Regions from separate parts of the Homo sapiens genome. Here regions 1 and 3 are each linked to region 2. A link is a loop called in an ENCODE intact Hi-C map of the cell type or tissue named here. Cell type or tissue: dorsolateral prefrontal cortex. All regions are shown on one strand. Links, peaks and the distances in the headings refer to the core of each region. The heading gives the core; the rest is flanking DNA. Region 1 overlaps CPEB1 (cytoplasmic polyadenylation element binding protein 1). Region 2 holds the start of CPEB1 (cytoplasmic polyadenylation element binding protein 1). Region 3 holds the start of AP3B2 (adaptor related protein complex 3 subunit beta 2).

Region 1 (6,638 bases), core at 1,118-6,117, 76 kb after region 2:
TGAGCACAGTTAAGGTATGCTAGGCTAAGCTATAATGTGCAGTAAATTAGATGTATTTAAATGCATTTTCCGTTTATAATATTTTCAACTTACAATGGGTTTATCAGACCATAACCCCACTGTAGTTGAGGAACATCTGTATATTAATTTTGTGGGTATCACTTTTTAGCGCTGTTGAGTCTTCCAGTACATGAACATGGTTTATGATTTTTTTTTTTTTTTTTTTTTTTTTTTTTGAGACCGAGTCTAGCTCTGTTGCCCAGGCTGGAGTGCAGTGGCACGATCTTGGCTCACTGCAACCTCTCCCCTTCCTGGGCTCAAGCAATTCTCCTGCCTCAGCCTCCTAAGTAGCTGGGACTGCAGGCGTGTGCCACTGTGCCTGGCTAATGTTTTTTGTATTTTTAGTAGAGACAGGTTTTCACCACGTTGGCCAGACTGGTCTTGAGCTCCTGACCTCAAGCGATCTGCCTGCCTCAGCCTCCCAAAGTGCTGGGATTACAGACTTGAGCCACTGCACCTGGCCTCAAATATTTTCTTTAATCCTCACAAAACACCTAAAAGATGGCTACTGTTGCATCTTTAAAGAAGAAAAGATTCTCAGAAAGACACAGTGGCAGACCTGGTGAGCAGAGCAAGGTCTGTCAGTCATCTAAAGCTGTTGATTTTTCCAGCCTGCCACACTAATGGTTTTAACAGGTATGGCCTGCATTGAGTTGGAGCTAGTGAAGAAATCCTACAATGGTAGTGAAAATCTTTATCTAGAAGAAACAACAGATTGAGGAATGTCTGGATAAGGAGGAAGGTGAGGTCTGTGGTGGGGGTTGTAGGGGTGAGGGTAGAATTATACTGTGTGTAGAACTCCAAGCTCCTGGATGCATGTAGCCATTTGGTCTTAAATGGGTTTAACAGACCTGTTGCTCAGGCCTGGGGTCTTTCAGCTTGGGGTGGGAAGATTGTGTTAGTTGTACACATCAGTACTGTTCAAACTTTTGAGATGGGAACTACTTTGTCGCCCAGGCTGGAGTACAGTGGTGCAGTCATGGCTTTCACTGCTGCCTTGAACTCCTGGGCTCAAGCAATCTTCCCAAAGTTCTGGGATTATAGGCATGAGCCACCACACCCGACTGCTCAAACTTTTTTTGCATACATATATATTAACTGGGGATCTTGTTAAAATGCAGATCTCAATTCTGTCGGTCTTGGGTGGGGCCTGAGACTCAGTATTTATAACAAGCTCCTGGTGATGCTCATATTGCTGGTCTGCCACACTGTATTTTGAGTAGCAAGAGCATAGTTGATTCTCTCCTCGTGAGGGATGGGGGTAATCATATGCACAGTCACCCTGATTTTAATGGGTAGAAAATGGCTGCTTCTAGACATAGATGCCCTCAGATTGGGGTATGGGGATTATATAGATATTTGGTGTAGGGGAGAATAGATACTTAAATATGGATGTTTTTGAAGGAAGCATTGTGTTTTGGTAACTAATATGTATGGGTGAAGTCTAAAGTATATCCTTAGCTTGAGGGAAGGGTGAACATAGAGAAGCAGGAGGGGAGTAGTCAGGGGTAGGGGCAGCACCAGTATGGGTGATTTTTGCTAGGCCTTTGCCATGATGAACAAGGCTTTGACAAACACAGATAGGGAGCAAGCAGAATATCTACAGCCAGGAGGAATAACGTGGATGGATGACACAGCAGCAAAGCTTTAAAAAAAAAAAAAAATCTCCAAAGGAAGGAGACTGATAATTTTCCCTTCTAGGCTATGCCTGAGTGCCTGTGGACACAGGGTGTACTGCAGGAAGTTCTGAACAGCTATTTCTGTGGCAGCATTATTCTCTCGACCCTGCCATGGGAGGTCCCAGGTGGGCATGCTTCCCGTATCTGCTTGCTTCTCCTTGCAACAGGGGAGAACAAGCAGGTGGAGTGCTACCAGCTGAGTCCAGGTTTGAGCAGCCTGCCTGGTGAGTCTGGGCCTGTTGCCCTACCCTCCTTTATGAGGAAGAAGCCCAGTGACCCTGGGCTCATGTTGGAAAAGGACCGATGTGGGAGGAGATGGCAAAGAGGAAATGGCGGAAGCTCCAGAAGCTGAATTTTCTTAGTCTTTGTTGCTGGAGCTGTGAGTGGCCACAGAAATAAGCATTGGTCTTGTGCAGCACCTCTGAGAGAGGGCCTGGATGTTAGAGGCATCAGTGGCCCTCACGGCTGCCCTGTATCATGCTCAGGGCTCCTGGAAGGGCAAGAGAAGCAATATTGACAGAGCTAGGTGATTAGGTTTCAGAGTTTGGTGTTTCTAATAGGGCGTAACGATACTTCAGAGACTGTTTCTCTTGGTTTGTCAGATGCTGCTTCGAGAGTGTTTCCTCAGTCTGTGCCTACAGTTGCAGGAGGGAGGGGAGGAGCTGAGCCGCTGTATCTGTTCATGACTAATACCCATCTTGTTGGGATGAGGGAACCTGGGCACAGGGATTATCCTAGTCAGGGCAGGTCTCACTCTGGCATGTGGGTTGTGGGCCATGTCCTTTGAGGTGTACCTGGAACAGCCCAGTGACTCTCCCCCACTCTGCCAACGCTTACCCCCTTTCTCTGTGATAAGCTGCTCTAGACAAGCCTGGAACACCAGGTGTTGTTCCCCAGGGTCCAAGTGTACAGTATTTTTCTGAAGGTTATCTTGTTCCTCAGTGGTAAACACTGCTGTGTCAGGGTGCTGCTCAGGGGCCACTTGGAGCACAGATTTTTGCTAGCAGGACTGTGAAGCTTTGCATTGGGCTGCAAAGCCAGGGCTTGAGCCAGCAGCTGGAGAGAGTCCAGGACTAGAGTGTTTTTGGGTTTGGGGGTGGAGAGCAGGGGGAGGGAAAGGGAGGGGCAGGAGGGCAGAGCCACACGAGCAGGCAGTCGGCTGCTTTGGCTCTGCTGTCGGCGGAGAGGACTTCAGTCGTGCGTGAGGGCTGCTTGGCCACCATTGCTGGAGACCGGAGGGCGCTGCCTTGCAACCCAGACTTAACGGCACTGCACCGGGACTATTCCAAGTAGCTGTTGTGCTGTCTTTCCCTGGGAGGCAAGTCTCCTCCCTGTCGTCCCCTCCTGCTCCTCCCCCGTTCTGTGAGGGATGATGCCGCTCTCTATTGCACGGCTCAGCCGGCTGATGTCACTGGCAGCGGGAAGCATCAGCAGCCTGATCACATGCTGGCCCAGTCTGTAATGCAGACGGGATAGGGGTGTGTGTGTGAGGGGAGGGGGCCTGTATGGCAACTGCTCTTGCCCCAGCGTCCCCAAAAGTGCAGAGGCAGCGGCTGCAGCATCCAGCCAGCTTGGATGTCTGGCCTGTGAGCCTGGGGAAACTATTATTAATAATATTTACTGTTGATAATATTGGGGAAAACAGCCCTTAACTCTGAGGTTTCTGCTGTGCTCCTTTCCAAAACAGACTTCCAGGACTCTGAAGAAACAGTTACAAGCAGGATGCTTTTCCCAACCTCTGCGCAAGAATCTTCCCGTGGCCTCCCAGATGCAAATGACTTGTGCCTTGGCCTGCAGTCCCTCAGTCTGACAGGCTGGGACCGACCCTGGAGCACCCAGGACTCAGATTCCTCAGCCCAGAGCAGCACACACTCGGGTGAGTGCCAGAGAATGAGTTGGCTGGGGTAAGGGGATGCATGGGGGTGGTGAACGAAGATATCCACAGCAACAGTTGTTCTGTTCCCCTTTGCATCACTCCCCACCATACACACATACAACATGGAGCTGTTTTGCAAGAGATGGAAATGCAAGCTGTGAGTGTGGCAGGACAGATGGCTCCACGTAAAGGCAGGCATGGCTCTTCCACTTACCCTGATAAATTCCCTGGAGTTGTTAGTCTGCACCTGGAGTGGCCCTGAGGAGGGTCCCCAAGGCGTGGTGGCCTTGTGCAGAAAAGATCCAGCTAACCCCCTGGTGCCCAGGCCTGTCTTGGAGATGATGAAGCAAAACACTTTTAGGTGGGGGAGGGGAGTTAAGGGGTTGATTACTGGATGACCAGAATTACTCAGTGGTTTTAAAAACCAGGGAGTTATATGAAGAGTGAGTGGTCTCTGAATCATGGCAAGGGAAGGATTTTAACCTCAGATGAGGCTGGATAATGCACTGAGATATTTGGAATTGACTTAACATAGGGTTCAGAGCATTGATCCTGGAAAGGGGTAGGCAGGGTGAGTGGGGTGGGGTAACTCCCAGCTATAGAATCTTTTTTTTTTTTCCCTTTGTGTTGAGAGTGACCAGCTGGATAAAAGAAGAGCCACTCCCCTTTAGGATCCCTTGTCTTCTTGGTAGGGTTCAGTGGGGACAAACTAAAGGGACTTCTTGGCAGCCCCCCCTTAAATTGCTTCTGCTTATACCTTCTGTTACCTGTTTATTTCCCTCTTGTGGTACAAGGAGGAGGGTTGCCTAAATACAAGTCTTGGAGTATTCAGGAAGAAATGTGAACTTAAACACTACAGGTATACTTACAAGCTACATATTTTGCTTTATGTAAATTATAATAAAGAGGTATTGGCAGCAGATACTCTAGGAAAATGAAAAGGTGGTAAGGGGCGGGGGGGAGGGGGTGGTACAGCCATTCGCTGTTGGTACTGACAGTGGGAAACACCAAGTCTGCTGTCCTTCCCTTCCCTCCCTGGTCCAGGAACCGGCAGCCATGGCAGCAAGGTACTGTCTTGTTGATTTCTGTGGCCTCCACCCTGTTTGGCGCAGGTCTTTTTTTAGAATGCTTTGCAGAGCCTGGGCCCGTTGTGTCTGTTAGGCATTTTAATGCCCAGTTGTTTTGGTAAAACCCCATTTAGGAGAGGGGTATTGAAATTGTTTTATGTGGATGTGGATGGGGAGAGCTTTACCTTAAGTAACTATCTCTGGGTTAAGATAGGGTTTCTTGAAGTACTGGCCTTCTGCTGACTCAGGTTTTTCCAGAAAGGTCAGCAACTACCCTGTTCCCCTGGGCAAGGAAGTATGGTATCACTGTTTGGTATTCTATGCCTGGAGACCACGGTACTTTGTTTTGTGTGTTCTTGACGCCAACCTTGGGGGCCTATGAAGCCAGCCTCCCCTGTCCTCACTTCCACCGTATCTGAGCAAAAGATAGAAGAACTCACACAGGAGATGGGCACCTGTCTGTGGGTGATCAGTGTTTGACCAAGGCACTGTCTTTCATTGGCATCAGGTTGAAGTATAGCCCTTCTTTGGCTCTCATTCTCTAAGCTACAATGCTCTTTCTGAAATACATTATAACATTGGGCCCATAGAAATGCAGGTGTGCCCCACTGGGGGCTTGGAGAGCTTGGTCTGAAAGTTACTATGAAATTGAGCTATTAAAAGTAGCTTGGATCTAGTCATAATATCCACAGCTTCTCCACCACCTGAAAGGCCTGTGCTTGTAGCTGTTTGTCTCTGAAATAGAAATGGTTTTTCTTTTCCACTTTCCATCCCAAGCACTTTAGTGATAAATATTACATGATTTTGTCGACCAGGGAGGGACTGCAGCCTGAGCCTCAGAATTCATAAGGACCAGAACCAGAGTTGCCCCAGCAGTATGATCTGGCTGTGTAGGCAGGTTAGTGTGGGTATGTTTTCCTTTCTGAGGGTTGAGGACACACCCATCCCTAATCGTCATGTTGCCTTTGGTTTTGGAGCTGTGGTGACAGCCATTGCTCTTCTTTCCCTGGGCTCTGGGCCTTCTTGGAAAGCCCACATGAGGGTACTACCTCCTGGAGTAGGATGCAGCCCTCCCACCAGCCAGCTGCAGTGCCAGATCGTGCACCCTCACCAGCAATGCGGGAACATGCAGCCCACATTCCAGTGCCTACACTGCCTTTCCGTCTGAAAACCAGCTAGCTCAGTTGCTTCAGTGAGGGAGGAGGCTTTCAACAGCTCTGGGCATTTTCGGAGTTATCCTTGCAGATACCCTGTTACACTGTTGTCTCTGTGTAGAGACCAAGATGCAAGCTTATTCCTTGAGCTCTGCTTGGTGATATATTGCCCAAGGCAGCTATGGCATCACATCTGACCATCTTCTACCACTCTTAAGTAATGAGCAAGGTTGGAGATAGTAGGGCTGTTGGCTAAATTCATCTGGCAAACGTCGAGCATTCGTTGTGTGCAGCACTGGAAGTACAACATTGATTAAGATAAAATTGTTACCTTTAAGAATCTCCGTGGCTATCAAAGGAAAACAAATGAGGAGGTATACCGAGTGCTGCATCTGCTATGATAGGGGCTTTCATTTTTTCCCCTAAGGATTTTCTTCATTGTAACAACCTTTCATTGGATTCTTAGCTTTAGGCTGGTACATGGATACCATTCTCCAGGGGCCAGAGTACTTCTGCTATCTAGATTTCCTTGGCCTCAGAGTCCTGCAAGAAGACCCTGGGATAGAGTCTGTTTTTGAGAATTGTACCTGCAAGGCCTGCATGGGCTTGGATGTAACACTTTGTGGGGTCCTTCTCTTCTAGACTGTGCCTACCCTGAGGCACTATCCCTTGATGGGGAGGAAGACTTTGGGGGCAAGATGAGTGTTATAAGTGCGTTTTTCTCATACCCCAGTGCTACCCTTTCTCATGTCCAGGGCTACCCTTGTCCTGCTTGCAATGTCTTAAGATCTGTAGTGGAACA
Region 2 (7,044 bases), core at 1,247-6,246:
TGAGCCGAGATCGTGCCACTGCACTCCAGCCTGGGCGACAGAGCAAGACTCCACCTCAAAACAAACAAACAAACTCTTTTAGTAAACCAAAGTTTTTAATTCCAGTGTGGTCAAATGTATTGTCTTCCTTTATATCCTGTGCTTATTGTTCCAATCTTATTTTTCCAAGTTTACAAAATTCATCCACGGGCTGAGGTAAAAAAAAATTCTCCTATATTTTCTTCTGAAAAAATTCTAAGTAAAGCTTTTCAGAATTGTATTTTTAACTTACTTTTGTGTACGATGAAAGGTGGGGCCAATCCACTCTTTCTTTTTTTTTTTTTTTTGAGATGGAGTCTCGCTCTGTCACCCAGGATGTAGTGCAGTGGTGAGATCTCGGATCACTGCAAGCTCCGCCTCCTGGGTTCATGCCATTCTCCTGCCTCAGCCTCCCAAGTAGCTGGGACCACAGGCGCCCACCACCATGCCCAGCTAATTTTTTGTGTGTATTTTTAGTAGAGACGGGGTTTCACCATGTTAGCCAGGATGGTCTCGATCTCCTGACCTCATGATCTGCCTGCCTAGGCCTCCCAAAGTGCTGGGATTACAGGCATGAGCCACCGCGCCTGGCCCCAATCCACTTTTTTATCCCACTTAAAAGGAACTTGAAAAAACAAAGAACATGGTTTCTTCTGTACAGAGCTTGGCAAAACTTGAGCAGAGACTGTGTGTGTCTACCTTGTGGTCTTGAGTTCCTGAGTGAATTCCTTTTCTTATCTTTTGCAACCAGGAAATTATTTTCTCCCATCAAACTTCTCTCTTCTTTTAGCTCTCTGCCTCCTGCAGAAGCACTGAACACTTGAGCATATAAAAGACTATAGGGTCCCTCCTGTTTCCCTAGTACACATATTTAAAATGTAGTCCAGCTAATTATATAGTTGGACTTAAAATCAGTATTGTAAGTCTGGGGCTTGACTGCAGAGACAGTGCCAGGCATAGCTGGGCTCAAAGGCTGTTTGTTGACTGGGAGAATAGATAATGCTGCCTATTTGTTTCTGCTGCTTCTGCCAGTGACCAGCTGTGGGGACTTGACCAAGTCATTTAATAAATTCACCTCTGTCACTTTCCACACCCTGCCCTGTGGATTATGGTCACCTTCAGAGGGACTGTTCTTCCTGTATGACCTGCAGGCCTAGCCAAGTCCAGGTAGGGAACAAGGACTTGCCCACACCTGAGGTCATGACTGCATTTGGTCAAAGTTACCTCTTCTCTCAACATCTGCAGTCAGCTCTGGGGTCATTCACAGATAAGCACACACATAAGCATGCTGGAAGTTTTATTCTCACCTGGTTAAGACTTCAGGCTCTGAAACCAGAAGACTGCCTTGGTTTGAGTCTTTGCTCTCACACTTTTAGCTGGGAGTCTTTTGGCAAGTTACTTAACTTCTTTGAGCTTCAGTCTCATCTGCAAAATGAGATAACATAGGTAAAGCACTCAAAACTTTCCCACGCGCACAGTAAGTGGTCAGTGAAGACGAGCTATTATTATTACCTGCAACAGAAAGTTTAGGGAGAGAGATTTTAGGCAGCAGAAGTTTCTGTTCCAAGTCTCTTGAAAGATGCCTTCATTTTCTTATGGTTGACAGTTTTGAAATATGACAGGGCCTCCAGACACCCGCTCCCTTGGGCACTATTCTGGGTTTCAGGTTCTTATCTTGCTCAGCTTTTGGGTCAGAGAGGAGGAAACGATGTCAGGGATCACAAACTGGCAGCCGGTGAGCTGCATGGGGCCCCTGGACATGCTGGGCTTGGCTCTTTTCATTTGAATTAATAACCAACATTAAAATTCACATTCAAGATTTCACTTAAAAAAGTACTTCCAGCTTTTCTTGAAAGATGACTGGGCTGGGACCTCGTTTCTACATGGTGCCCACCAGCTAACAGCCCTTTTGGGTGTGCCTTGGGCCTTCAGTGCTGTCGCCCACCCTCACTTGGCTCCTGTGCTGTAGGCATCTGGGTGTGCCACCCTATCAGAAGCAGCCATCCTACGCTGCTTGTGGGCCAGGACAAGACTCAAGTAGGCTACTCCTGGAGAAAGCATGGCTCAAGAGGTAGGGGTCCCAGCGAAGTTGCTCCTGCCTTGTCCCTGTAGTCATCACCCTTTCTGCCCATGACCTCAGCAACCCAAAGAAGCTCCTGTAAGTAGACCAAGTGGATGGAGACTGGCCAACTCCCACTGTCACTCACCCCCTCGTGGACTTCTACTCTTATGCTCACCACCCTTCCCCCCTTAATCCTTCTGAAACACTAGACTATAATATCAGCTTCCTCTTTCTCCATCACCTCAGGCAGAAACTGACAGTTACCTGTCCCTCTCCCCTTAGCCATTAGATCAAGCCCAGGAAGACGGCAGCACCATCCTTCCTAAGTGCCAGGAGAGGACCGGAGCATAGTTAGTGCTTATTAAATAGTATCATGATAACATGACACATGTAAAACACTTAGCAATGTTCAATAAACTCTGGTCCCTTTCCTCCCCACTCCAGTCCCTTGTTTTCCCCCTTTTCTGTCCAACCTCTTCTATGTCTCCAGCAACACCTTAAAACAGACCCGACAACTGCCAACCCCTTTTACAATTCTCTAATAGTTTTCCTGCTGTCTGCAGAATAAAGGCCCCTTACAAACCGGGCCCAGGCTTCCCTCCGGCGGTATCAGGTCGCATCATCCTCAGTCCTGGTCAGAGGGAGCCGCTCGGTGCCGTCCTCCCTCTCTGCCTTTGCTTGATCTTCCGCCTGGAATGCCATCTCCGACTCTGCGTTTGCCTGGGGTTTCCGGTCCGCCCCTGCGCCAGGTGCCCTAGGACGCCTGCCCTGGAGCCCTCGCCCTATCCCTTGCCCTATTTCTGTGAAACTTTCTATCTCAGTGTGTCAGGAGCGCCGGAAGCGGTTTCTCCGGAGAACTCCGGTCCAAAGAGGACCAGTGATGTCTTTGGAACTTTCTGGAACTTCCTGACTCTCGCGGCCCCCTCTGCAGCGCACGGAGCAGAGGGTCTAAAGTGAGTGCGCCTCCTGGAGCCCAGGGGCTACAGTTCCGACCAAGGATGCCAGGGCAGGCTCTCGCCCTGGAGAGATCACTGGAAGAGAAGGAGCGCGGACACGAGGCTCTACTGACGAAGCGATCGCCGCCGCTCGCAGGGGCTTGTAAATCGTGCCCTCTTTCGTTAAGAGGGAAACTGAGGCCCAGGGCAGACAGTGACTCGGCAAGGGTCACTTAGGTGATGGCGCGCTCAGGCTTAGGTCTCTGGCCCCCCAGGGGGCAGCTGTGGCTAGCAGCGGCGGCAGTCCCCGCCGGGTTCCGGGTGGGCGGCGGAGCCCTCCTCGGCTCGGCCTGCTAGGAGGGGCGGGGCGCGAGGGGGCGGAGGCGAGGGCCCGGGCGGGGCCGACACAGGTGCTCCGCATCCGGCCGGGGGGCGGCTCCGAGGAGCGGCTCGTAGGAGCTTCATAAGCTGCCGGGGTGCGGGGCTGCGCGCGGCCCGCTGCAAAAATAGTGCCCACGTGCGTGCGCGTCTCTCGCCCGCCGGCTGGCCGGTCAGCCCGTCAGCCCCGCAGGGCCACACCGGCCCCATGGCGTTCCCGCTGGTAAGAGCCACCCGCCGCTCGCCTGGGCGGGGCCGCGTCCCGGCCGCAGTAGCTAACGGTCCGCGCGCAGCCGGGTCCGGCGCCGCGGTACCCCCATCCCCCGCCCCGTGCGGGCGAGTCCCGGGCGGGGCGCGGTCACGTGCCCGCGGGCGTGGGGCCTCGTGGAGGGGTGGAGGGCGAGGGGGGCAGGGAGCCTCCTCGTGACTCAGGGCCTTTGGGCTTAAAGGCGCCGCAGCCCTGCGGGGGCGGCCGGTGGGGCCTCCGAGCCGCACTGCGGCCTCCAGGCGGCCTCGAGCGTCTGTCCAGACGGGAGCTGACCGGACATAAAGGAGCACCGGCGCCCGGAACGTTTCTTTCTCACACTGCCGTCGCACGGGAGACCCGAAGCCGCTGGCGCTGGAAGCTCACGCCCCCTGCGGGTCTCTTTAGCACCCGGCGCGCGGTGGGGGCGCCCGGGCGGGACGGGGCGGGGCTGCTGACGGCGTAGACCCCGTGCTCTGTGGAGAGCCCCACGACGGCGGCGGTCGCGGCACCTTTAAGGTGGAGGGCTCAAGCCCCTCGTGCGGCTTCCCAATCCTGGGCAGGTCACGTGGCTTCACACCTTCGCTTGGCGCCGGAGAGGGAGTCTCGGGGGCGGGGCTGGCCAGGTAGTGTGGCGCGAGGGCGGAAGACTGGCGGGGCTTCGTGCCCGGGAGACCCGCCGGGCTGGCGGCATTGAGGTGGGTCCTGGTCATGGGCGGGAGAGGGTTAGGCTTGCAGGCCGCGGAGGTGGCGTAGGCGGGGAGCGACCCGAGCCCACTCTGGGCTGTGCTGTTCGGACCCTCAGCCTGGCGAGTGGGTGCATGTGGCCTGGCGTTCTGGTCATTCTCCTCAGTGCCGGACGAGGCCAGGTGCCCAGACTCAGGGGCGGCCTCAGGTTTGGCGGAGCAGCGGCTGGGGCCCTGGACGAGTCGCCCCCCGTGATGACGAGCGGTTGGGCGGGCCTGTGCCCGCCTGGAGTCACCTGAGTGTGGGGGGACTCACCCACAAAGGGGTCCTCACCTTGGGGTGTCCCACCCGGCGTCATTCCCCGAGGCTTTTTCATGTCATGGGTTCCTCAGCGGTCGAGTCGACCGAGGCTTTGCTGCCTCATTCCTAGAGGACCCAGGGAGACCAGAAGGCTCTGTGAGCGGCCCCGCGTTGACCCCGTGACCGAGAAAAGCCAGGCAGACGCCTGGGCTCTTGGGCGCTTTCGTGGGCGCGCGCTTATTTTTCGGGGGCACTTTGCTCCCTGCAGCCCTGGCCCCTTGCACCGTGCTCTCAGCTGGGGGAAGAGAGTCGGGAGCCGAATTCGCTCTTAGAAGCCGGGGTGCCTCCCGCCAGGCCCGCCTGGGAGGAGGCCGCGTCTCTCCTCCCCCGCCCCGCGCCTGCAGCCCCGGCCCTGACTGACGCCGCATTTCTCTGGCAACCGCTTCCCTTGGTCTCCCTGGCTACCGCCCAGCCTCCCCGCGCTCTCTCCTGGCACCTGAGTCAACTACTGGGCTGTGTCGTTGGTGGGGAAGAGGGGCAAGTGGGTGGGGTTCCTATTCTGGAAGGCACAGGTGCACCGCCCGCCTCTTGGCTGCCCCTCAGGTGACGGTGCGGTCCCTTGCTAGCGGGAAGAGTGTCTGCTAAGGACAGTTTGCACCCTGAGGCTCATGTTCCCTTTGAGTCTAGGGACACATGCTGGGTTAAAAAATAAAAATAAATTCAAACAGGACCCAACCTTGGAAACCTCAAGTTGGTGATTGTTTTCCTGGTTGGTTTTTTGCATAGTTAGAAAAGCTTGTGGAGCTCAATGGGGCTGCTGGCTGTCGGAAAACCCTGGGGACGGTGTTTTGGGGACTCATCACTGGTCTTTTATTTGTCCCCATTGAGCTGGCTTGGAGCTGAACTGTATTCCCAGAGCACGTTGCTGTAGGAGTTTGGCTTTTTATTTTTTAATATTTATTTATTTATTTATTTATTTTGAGAGGGAGTCTTGCCCTGTCACCCAGGCTGGAATGCAGTCTCGCGATCTTGGCTCACTGCAGCCTCCGCCTCCCGGGTTCAAGCGATTCTCCTGCCTCAGCCTCCTGTGTAGCTAGGATTACAAGCTCGTGCCACCACGCGCGGCTGATTTTTGTATTTTTAGTAGAGATGGGGTTTCAGCATGTTAGCCAGGATGGTCTCGAACTCCTGACCTCGTGATCCGCCCACCTCGGCCTCCCAAAGGGCTGGAATTACAGGCGTGAGCCCCCTTGCCTGGCTGAGTTTCGCTTTTTAAATTTTTTGTCACGGCGATTTAAACTTTGGGTGGCCTGGTAGTGCCTGCTCAGTTTATAGAAGTAGGATTTGGAAGTTGACTACTCTGTGTGTAAGTCAACCTTTGTAATAAAAAAGTACGGCCCGGCCCCATGACTCACGCCTTTAATCCCAGCACTTTGGGAGGCCCAGGCGGGCAGATCACCTGAGGTCAGAAGTTCAAGACCAGCCTGGCCAACAAGGTGAATTCCCGTCTCTCCTAAAAATACAAAAATTAGCCGGGCATGGTGGTGGGCGCCTATAATCGAAGCTACTTGGGAGGCTGAGGCAGGAGAATCGCTTAAACCCAGGAAGTGGAAGTTGCAGTGAGCCGAGATCAGCCACTGCACTCCAGCCTGAACGACAGAGCGAGACTTCGTCTCAAAAAACAAAACAAAACTTGGTTTCCCCCCTCCGAACCGTTTGTCTTGTAAACAACTCCCTGGTCTAGGCTCCCATGTGTGGGAGGGAGGTTGTGCCAGCCTGTGCAGCACATCAGAGGTTGGAGAGCTGATGCCTGTGGTGAATAATCATGGAACCGTTTGCAGTTTGGGTTAGGCCATAGGCGTTTGATACAGGAATGGTTCTATGTGCTTTTCTTTCGCTGTAGTGCACAAACCAGTGCCCATGAAGTAAAAAGTGGAGGAGGAAGATAAAGTAGTAAGACTCCAGGCTCAGCACCAAACTTAACTAGTGACCAAATGATAATAGCTGCCTTAATAAGCATTTTCACTGAGCACAACCATTAGTTTTATTCTTAGTCTTTAAAATGGGTTGCAAACTCAAACCCTATAGGGGCCAGAGGTAACATAAATGAGCAAAGGAGGAGGAAAGAAAGGTAATGGCTTCTGAACTACAGAGTATGTGCCTCTTTGAAAGGAGCAGCCACTAGCTGATTGTTGCTCAGCAAAAATGTGGGCCCAGAGTCGGTGGATCTTTGACTTGCTTCTAAACTGGCTATCTCTATTTTGATGGATCTCCTGACTTTTAAATGTAGCATTAAAAAAATTTTAAACACTATAGACCAAATGTAACATGTCTTTAATGTTGGATTCAACCTGAAGGCTAGTTTGGAATCTGTCTTAAAACATCCGTTTTGGATTTCCCCGCTGTTTTGCAGAAAAGGA
Region 3 (7,044 bases), core at 1,226-6,225, 62 kb before region 2:
AGCATTTTAGTGCAGACTCACATGCACATCAAATGCACAACCATGCAATGACAGACAAGCAGCTCCACAGGAGGAGTGCACAACCAGAGGGGAGAGGAGAGAGCCTGGACAGCCTCTGTCCTCACCTCCTCAGTGGCCATGTGGTGACGGCTGGGTTTTTTATTTTTTTCTCCCTAGATGAGCTTCACATCTCAGGTAACTGGAGAAGTCTTCAGCTTGTCTTGTCCTCTCCACAGGTGGGGTGCCCACTGCTTCAACAGGGGCCAGAACAGTCTGCCCTCTTCCATAGCTGTAAACCTCTGCTTGGCCCAGCAGGAGTGAGGGTAGAGGGGAGTAGGGCTCAAGGTGCCCTCGCTACCTAGTAGATGGTAGGAGAGCATAACCAAAAGCCAAAGAGCTGTTTACATGACTGGGTTCTCCCTGTGGCCTTCTGAGATTGCAGGAGATGGAAAGGGGGAGACCGGATCCTAGGGGAACCCAATATTCAGGTTTTCCTGGGTTCCTGAGATGCAAGATTTCCAATTTTAAGACATGGGAAGTTGTAGGCAGACTGGGATGAGTTGGTCACCTGGGTCTTCCATAGCTCCCAGTCTGAGAAAATGAGACTCACCCAGTAATAAGCAGAAGATTTGGCTGGGTGAGGTGGCTCATGCCTGTAATCCCAGCACTTTGGGAGGCCGAGACAGGCAGATCACAAGGTCAGGAGTTTGAGACCAGCCTGGCCAAGATGGTGAAACCCCATCTCTACTAAAGATATAAAAATTAGCCGGGCGTGGTGGTGGGTGCCTGTAGTCCCAGCTACTCGGGAGGCTGAGGCAGGAAAATCACTTGAACCCGGGAAGCGGAGGTTGCAGTGAGCCGAGATCGTGCCACTGCACTCCAGCCTGAAGACAGAGCAAGGCTCCATCTTAAAAAAAAAAATGCAGAAGATACTATGGAATGGGCCAGGAGAAAAAGGAAGGATCAGGGATGGGAGAGACACAGTGAGCCACACAGTAGCTGGCATTCTGCATGGTGGGCCTGGGCAGCCTGGCTCTTCATTTGCATATGGGTCTTTCCCACCCCAGTCAAATCTGCTGGAGCCAATTCTGCTTCCTTCCAACAAAGATGCCCAGACACCTGGCGGTAGTGTGTTACTTCCTGCTCCCAGCTCCTCTAACACCCCTGGAGAGCTCCATGCCCACAGGTCTTACCTTCACCCACTTTCCCAGGCTCTTAGATCAAACATCAGGCACAGTGCAGGCAATGGGGCCATCCTCCCAAGTCCCAAAAGCCTTCTGTTTCCAGTAGAGATGGGAGAAGCCTGAACTAAGCAGGTTTCTCACTTCCTTATGGAGGAAGAAGAGCTAAGAGAGGTGACTGATTTTAGTACAAAGGGCACAGGGCACAGAAACATGCAGGAATACATTAGCTGCGTGCACTCCAGTGATACATAGCCTCTGTAAACCTGTTTCCTTATCCTGAAAATGGGGACATTGTTCCTATCTTGTGATTGTATTAAGGATCAAATGAGCAGCTGCTCAACAGAGGTTTCTGGAGAGGTCCTTCTCCACACAGACTTGGGAGGAGATGCTTGTCCTAGGTCCAAATCTCATCCAGGTTTCCCGATTTTTTCAGGTCTTCTGCTCAACTCAGGTACCAGCTGACACCCACCCAGTCCCTGGTGTTGCCTTCAGGAGCAGTGGCAAGATGGGAGCTGGTTGGGGAAGGGGATCCTAGCGCAGGGGGGAGGAGGAGAGAATGGAATGGCTGGACTTTGAGATGAGAAGACAGTTGGATGGGGAGGAGGCACCATTTGCTGGAACTGAAGGGTTCTCAGTAGGGGCTCGAGGCAGGATGTATCTGTGATATCTGGACCTCTGGAGTCCCTTAAGCACAAGGAGGCAAGTGTGTGGCAGTGAAGACATTCTGCCTTGGGCCCAAGCCCAAGACAGGTCTCCCTGAGCCCTGGGCAGACCATCCGACCTATGGTCATTGGAAGGACCCACCTCCTCCCTATCCCAGGCCTGTGTAAACGCCAGGAAGGCAGGTCCCTTTCTCCATGCAGGCCCTGACTGGGGCAGTCAGCACCATTAAGTTCTTCCTCTCTGAGGCTTTCCTGGGTCAACACTTCGAGGCTGTGTAGTTGGAGGGCAGGGAGCCTGAGCCAGGAGACGTCTTCCTGTTCAGGCTGATTCCCCCCACCTGACGCTGGTGCGGGGCCCACGTTGGCATATACTGTGGCCATGGAGAGATCATCCACTTTGAGGGTGAGTGCCTCCAGCAGAAACACAGGCCCAAGTCTGCGGAGAGGCTGCCCAGCCAAGCCACGCCCCACCAGTGAGCTGGCTACTCGGGGATAAAGACTGAAGTCCCAGGCTGGGGGTACGTTTCTCTGAAAATGGGGTTTGGGCACTCAGGGTCCCTGAGGTCTCAGGAAATGGGGGTGCGGGATCACAGGGCATAGGACCTAAGCCTGGCTCTGATCCGCACCCCTCTGGCGATCCCCGCAGGCAAGAACTCAGGAGGCTGTGGGCTCCTGGGAAGTTTCTGGGCTCCTGGAAAGGCATCGTATCCAAACAGGGGCAGCGCCCGCTGCTGCGCTCCTGCTGGCGCGTGCTGCGCAGAGTGAGCGAAGCGACGGACGCGGACCCACCATCCTATCACTCCATGCGCAGCAACTGTGTGCACTTTGCACTGTGTCTGCTCGTCCCAGGTCCCAGCCTGGACCCCCGGCAAATAGACGGGAGCTCCAGCAGGTCGGTGAGCGTGGCCCAGCTACCTGCACAGGACCCATCCCACCTCCTGAGCAGACTAGCCAAAGCGCCTTATAAACGCGCAACTGCAAAATCCAGGCCCTTCTCTTCCCACTCCCCACCCAGGCCAGTTTTCTCCAAATTCAAGATCCACTTTTCTCTGGCAGGCACAAAGCCACCGGAACCAAGCGGACCCACCCACTTGTCTAGGTTATCCCAACAGAACCTTCTCATTACCCCAATAGAACCTTACCCCAGTAGAATTACCCCCAATAGAACTTTTCTACTGAGCCAAGCTCCACCTTTCTGGGCCCCACTCCTTCCCAGGTAGGCCCGCCAATTCTGCCCATGGAGACTTCGGGATGCTAGTTACAGACCAAGACTCAGGCCTTAGGAACTCCTCCAGTCCCCATGCCCAGCTAAAAGACTCCAGCCACCTCAACTGATGCCCAACTGGATCCTACCTCTTCCCCCAGCCCAATTCACTACTTTCCATCGGATCCAAGCCTTCCTTCCTTGGGCCTAGGGGTCACTCGGGCTCGGGAGCTGAACTGGAGGGCTCACATGACTCAGGAGCCCTGGTGGTCACACCAGACCCTTCTCTTCCTTTTCAGGTGTCAATGGACGTGGACGTGTCCCCGGATTAAGCATGACCTTGGCCCTCCTGGGTGGACGTGGAGGCTTCAGAAAGATTCATTAAACTACTTTCCAAAGCTTAATTAGATGTTCACCGTCCTCTGTATCCTGTTTCCCATCTCTCTAAGCCCCCAAGGGCTCCTCGGAGCTCCCTGACCTTAATTCCTTAAATTCCGCCACCTCCAGGAAGCTCCTCGGCTTCCTGCTGCCAAGCCAGATTTTGTAGGAAAGGTGGGGCGGGAAAGGGAGCGTCCTTAGGTATCTGAGGCCGGTCCTCGGGTGCGGTGACCCCTTCCCGCTCTAGAACCCCCAGCCTGCGGGCACAGCCTTCTTTCCAGTTCCCGCTTTCCCTCCACGGCGTGGGTGAGCATCCGCGCGTGCGTCTGGGGAGAGCGGAGCCCCAGAGGCCCGTCCCGCCGAGGCCAGGTGGTCGGGGGTGGGGGCAGCTATTCCACATCCCCTGCAAGACGGTCCCAGCGTCCGTCCAGCAGACTCGCCCACCTTTAGATCTGGAGACGAGCCAAGTCGCTTTAAAGGGCAGAAGACGCCCTGAAGAGGGCATTTCCTAGGGATGGGCGGGGCCAGGCCCTGACGCACCGCCCCTGTCGCCTCCTCGCGGACACGCCCTCCGCTCGGCTGGCGCCGGTGCCTTTAAGACCTCAGCGCGCGGCCCTGATTGAGAAATCCGCGCGCAGCCTCCGCCGCTGCACACTGCAGCCTCTGCTGAACCCCTGCCGCGCCGCCGCCTTCGCCAGCCCGGACCGGACCGGCCCGCCTTCCCTTCCTCCGCTCCAGCCGGCCTCCGGCCCCGCAACCTCCTCCTCGGCGAAGTCTCCCTGGCCGCCCCATGTCGGCCGCCCCCGCCTACAGCGAAGACAAGGGCGGCTCCGCTGGCCCCGGGGAGCCCGAGTACGGCCACGACCCCGCGAGCGGCGGCATCTTCTCCTCCGACTACAAGCGGTGAGGGAGCCCGCCAGGAAGCTCGCGGGAGGGTTGGGGCCGGGGACCGGGCGAGGCGCGCGGGCACCATGGACAGCGCCCGGCCCCAGCGCCGGCCCCGCCCCGGCCGCGCCGACCGGAAGCCCGCCCGGCCCCCTCCTGCGGCCTGGAGCCCCGGCCCAGCGCGGGCAGCGCTGGCACCCCGGCTCCAGGGGCCGGCCTAGGACGCGGAGGGGGGCAGATAGGGGCTGGCGGGGGATGGGCCAGCTCAGTTTCGAGAGGAGAAACCCTCCGGTTCCAGGTGTTTCTCCGGTTTGCGGCGTTGCGTTAGGGGTTCCCTTCCTTTTTCGTGCTAGGCGGGTTGGCTTCCCAAAAATGTGGGGGAGGGGTCTGAGTCAGCGAACTTGAGCTTGAGCCTGGGGCCTCTTCAGGAAGGCGGGCCCTGGATGTACTTGCACAGCCTCCCAGCTTGGCCCTGCTGCAAATTCATTTCCCCTCCCTCTGGTCCCCATCTCCATCTGACCCTCACATCCCTGCTCCTGGCATTGCCCCTGTAGTTCAGCTCCACCTTCACACCCTCCCCCACCTTTGATTCGTTCGTTTGTTTCTTCATTTGTTTATTCGTAAATTCTGCAACAAGCATTTATGAAAAGCCAACTGTGTCGAGTCCTGAACTAGTCACGGAATACAACTGTGAACATGAGACCCTTCTTGTCCTCACGATGCTCTAGAGGGGAGCACAGATGAAGAAGCAGTCAGGGACAGTCGAGTGTAATGGGGGCAGTGGGAGCAGGGAGAGGACCTAGTCTCTGGCGCCGGAGAGAAGGAAGACAGGAGCGTGAGGTATGTTCCAGGCAGAGGAAAGGGCTTTCAGGAAGGTTGAGAGCCAGGCCACAATCTGTGTGAGCCACTGGACTGACCAGAAAAGAGGGTGGGGAGGACTCCTGAAGGATTCTAAGCAGGCGACATAATCAGATTTATATTTTAGAAGGACGTCAGGCTGCTGCATTGTGGAGAAGAGATTGGAGGTGGGCCAGATTGAACAAGAGACAAGGGAGGTGGGTCTTGAAGTTCACAGGCCTGGCATGATTGTGGCCTAGACCAGGGGAGAGGCAGAAGATTTGAGGCTGTGGAAGAGGTGGAAGCCTCAGACCTGATGATTAATTGGATATTGGGTGGGGGTTTAGAGGGACAGGGGGAGAAGATGAGGATTTTCACGCACGTCCATGTGAAGAGACCACCAAACAGGCTTTGAACAATAAAGCTTTTTAATCACTTGGGTGCAGGCCAGCTGAGTCCGAAAAAAGAGTCAGCGAAGGGAAATGGGGTGGGACCGTTTTACAGGATTTGGGTAGGTAGTGGAAAATTACAGTCAAAGGGGGTTGTTCTCTGGCGGTGGGGGGACACAAGGTGCTCAGTGGGGGAGCTTTTGAGCCAGGATGAGCCAGGAGAAGGAATTTCACAAGATAATGTCATCAGTTAAGGCAGGCACAGGCCATTTTCACTCTTCAGTTACTTCAGGCCATCTGGATGTATACGTGCAGGTCACAGGGGATATCATGGCTTAGCTTGGGCTCAGAGGCCTGACATTCCTGTCTTCTTTTATTAATAAGAAAAATAACATAAAATAGTGTTGAAGTGTTGGGGCAGCAAACATTTTGGCGGGGGGTGGTATGGAGAGATACTGCTTCTCCATAGCCTTGAAGGGCTGCTTCGAGCGGGATTGGGGTGGCGTGGGAACCTAGAGTGGGAGAGATTAAGCTGAAGGCAGATTCTGTGGTAAGGGATGATATTGTGGGGTTGTTAGAAGAAACATTTGTTGTATAGGATTATTGGTGATGGCCTGGATACGGTTTTGTATGAATTGAAAAACTAAATGGAATAAGAGAAGGAGAAAAACAGGTATTAAAGGACTAAGAATTGGGAGGACCCAGGACATCCAATTAGAGAGTGCCCAAGGAGGTTCAGCATAGCCCTGCCAGCAAAGATTATTTATTTACTTTAAGAGGGAGTTAAGACTGGCAGTTTGGGGATAGCACCAGGAGATATCAGCTGTAATGGTTTGGAGAAACAGTGTAAACCGGCAGTGTAAACAAGAGCAGGGCATGTATGAGTAGTTGAGTATGGTGAATAGGAGTATGACTAGTCAGAAGATAGTAGGGATGACAAGTTTTCTGGGGCACAGTCCAAGTTGGTCTGGTGTCTGGAATGAGACTGGGGCCTAATAAAAAGGAGCATCTATACAGGAGCTTGAATGGGCTGTACCCTGCAGCATTCCGAGGACAGGCCCAAATTCTGAGAAGGGCAAGTGGTAAAAGTATTGTCAGTCCTTTTTAAGTTGGTGGCTGAGCTTGGTGAGGTGTGTTTTTAAAAGACCATTAGTCCGTTCTACCTTTTCTGAAGATTGAGGATGGTAAGGGGTATGAAGGTTTCACTGAATACCAGGAGCCTGAGAAACTGCTTGGGTGATTTGACCAGTAAAGGCTGGTCTGTTATTGGACTATATAGAGGCGGGAAGGCCAAACTGAGGAATTATGTCTGACAGAAGGGAAGAAATGACCGCAGTGGCCTTCTCAGACCCTGTGGGAAAGGCCTCTACCCATCCAGTGAAAGTATCTACCCAGACCAAGACGTATTTTAGTTTCCTGACTCGGGGCATGTGAGTAAAGTCAATTTGCCAGTCCTGGGCAGAGGCAAATCCCCAGGCTTGATGTGTAGGGAAGGGAGGGGGCCT

Evidence for each region. Peaks named below come from ENCODE experiments on the same cell type or tissue, not always from the same donor. Only the 100,000 strongest peaks of a DNase experiment are listed, where the experiment ranks them.
Region 1: it touches region 2 in a loop (5-fold over the local background); 8 of 110 quality-filtered maps call a loop at or near these places.
Region 3: a loop joins it to region 2, with 2.8 times the contacts of the local background. A loop is called at or near these places in 5 of 110 quality-filtered maps.

Annotation. Positions count from the first base shown.
Region 1 is chr15:82,568,321-82,574,958 of GRCh38, reverse strand. CPEB1 (cytoplasmic polyadenylation element binding protein 1) reads left to right here. Exons shown (of 13, transcript NM_001365242.1): 4 at 3,427-3,615. Among named protein-coding and RNA genes, the nearest start is that of RPS17, 31 kb to the right of the region's middle. In dorsolateral prefrontal cortex, for the core only: no CTCF peak of the experiment used is centred there; DNase peaks (open chromatin) are centred at 2,408, 3,138, 3,563, 5,768 and 1 weaker place; H3K4me3 peaks cover 3,906 bases; H3K27ac peaks cover 4,841 bases.
Region 2 is chr15:82,644,428-82,651,471 of GRCh38, reverse strand. CPEB1 (cytoplasmic polyadenylation element binding protein 1) reads left to right here and starts at 4,109. Exons shown (of 13, transcript NM_001365242.1): 1 at 4,109-4,335. It overlaps CPEB1-AS1 (CPEB1 antisense RNA 1), which reads right to left and starts at 3,702. Exons shown (of 4, transcript NR_046096.1): 1 at 2,664-3,702; 2 at 1,531-1,701; 3 at 1,326-1,443. RefSeq lists a silencer at 3,320-3,889. In dorsolateral prefrontal cortex, for the core only: CTCF peaks have their summits at 3,848 and 4,048; DNase peaks (open chromatin) are centred at 3,441, 3,871, 4,781, 5,058 and 2 weaker places; H3K4me3 peaks cover 4,473 bases; H3K27ac peaks cover 4,353 bases.
Region 3 is chr15:82,706,881-82,713,924 of GRCh38, reverse strand. AP3B2 (adaptor related protein complex 3 subunit beta 2) reads left to right here and starts at 4,050. Exons shown (of 27, transcript NM_001278512.2): 1 at 4,050-4,331. The coding sequence starts at 4,219. It also overlaps the pseudogene LOC338963. RefSeq lists silencers at 3,997-4,046, 4,267-4,526. In dorsolateral prefrontal cortex, for the core only: a CTCF peak has its summit at 4,278; DNase peaks (open chromatin) are centred at 4,004, 4,414 and 4,700; H3K4me3 peaks cover 2,907 bases; H3K27ac peaks cover 2,466 bases.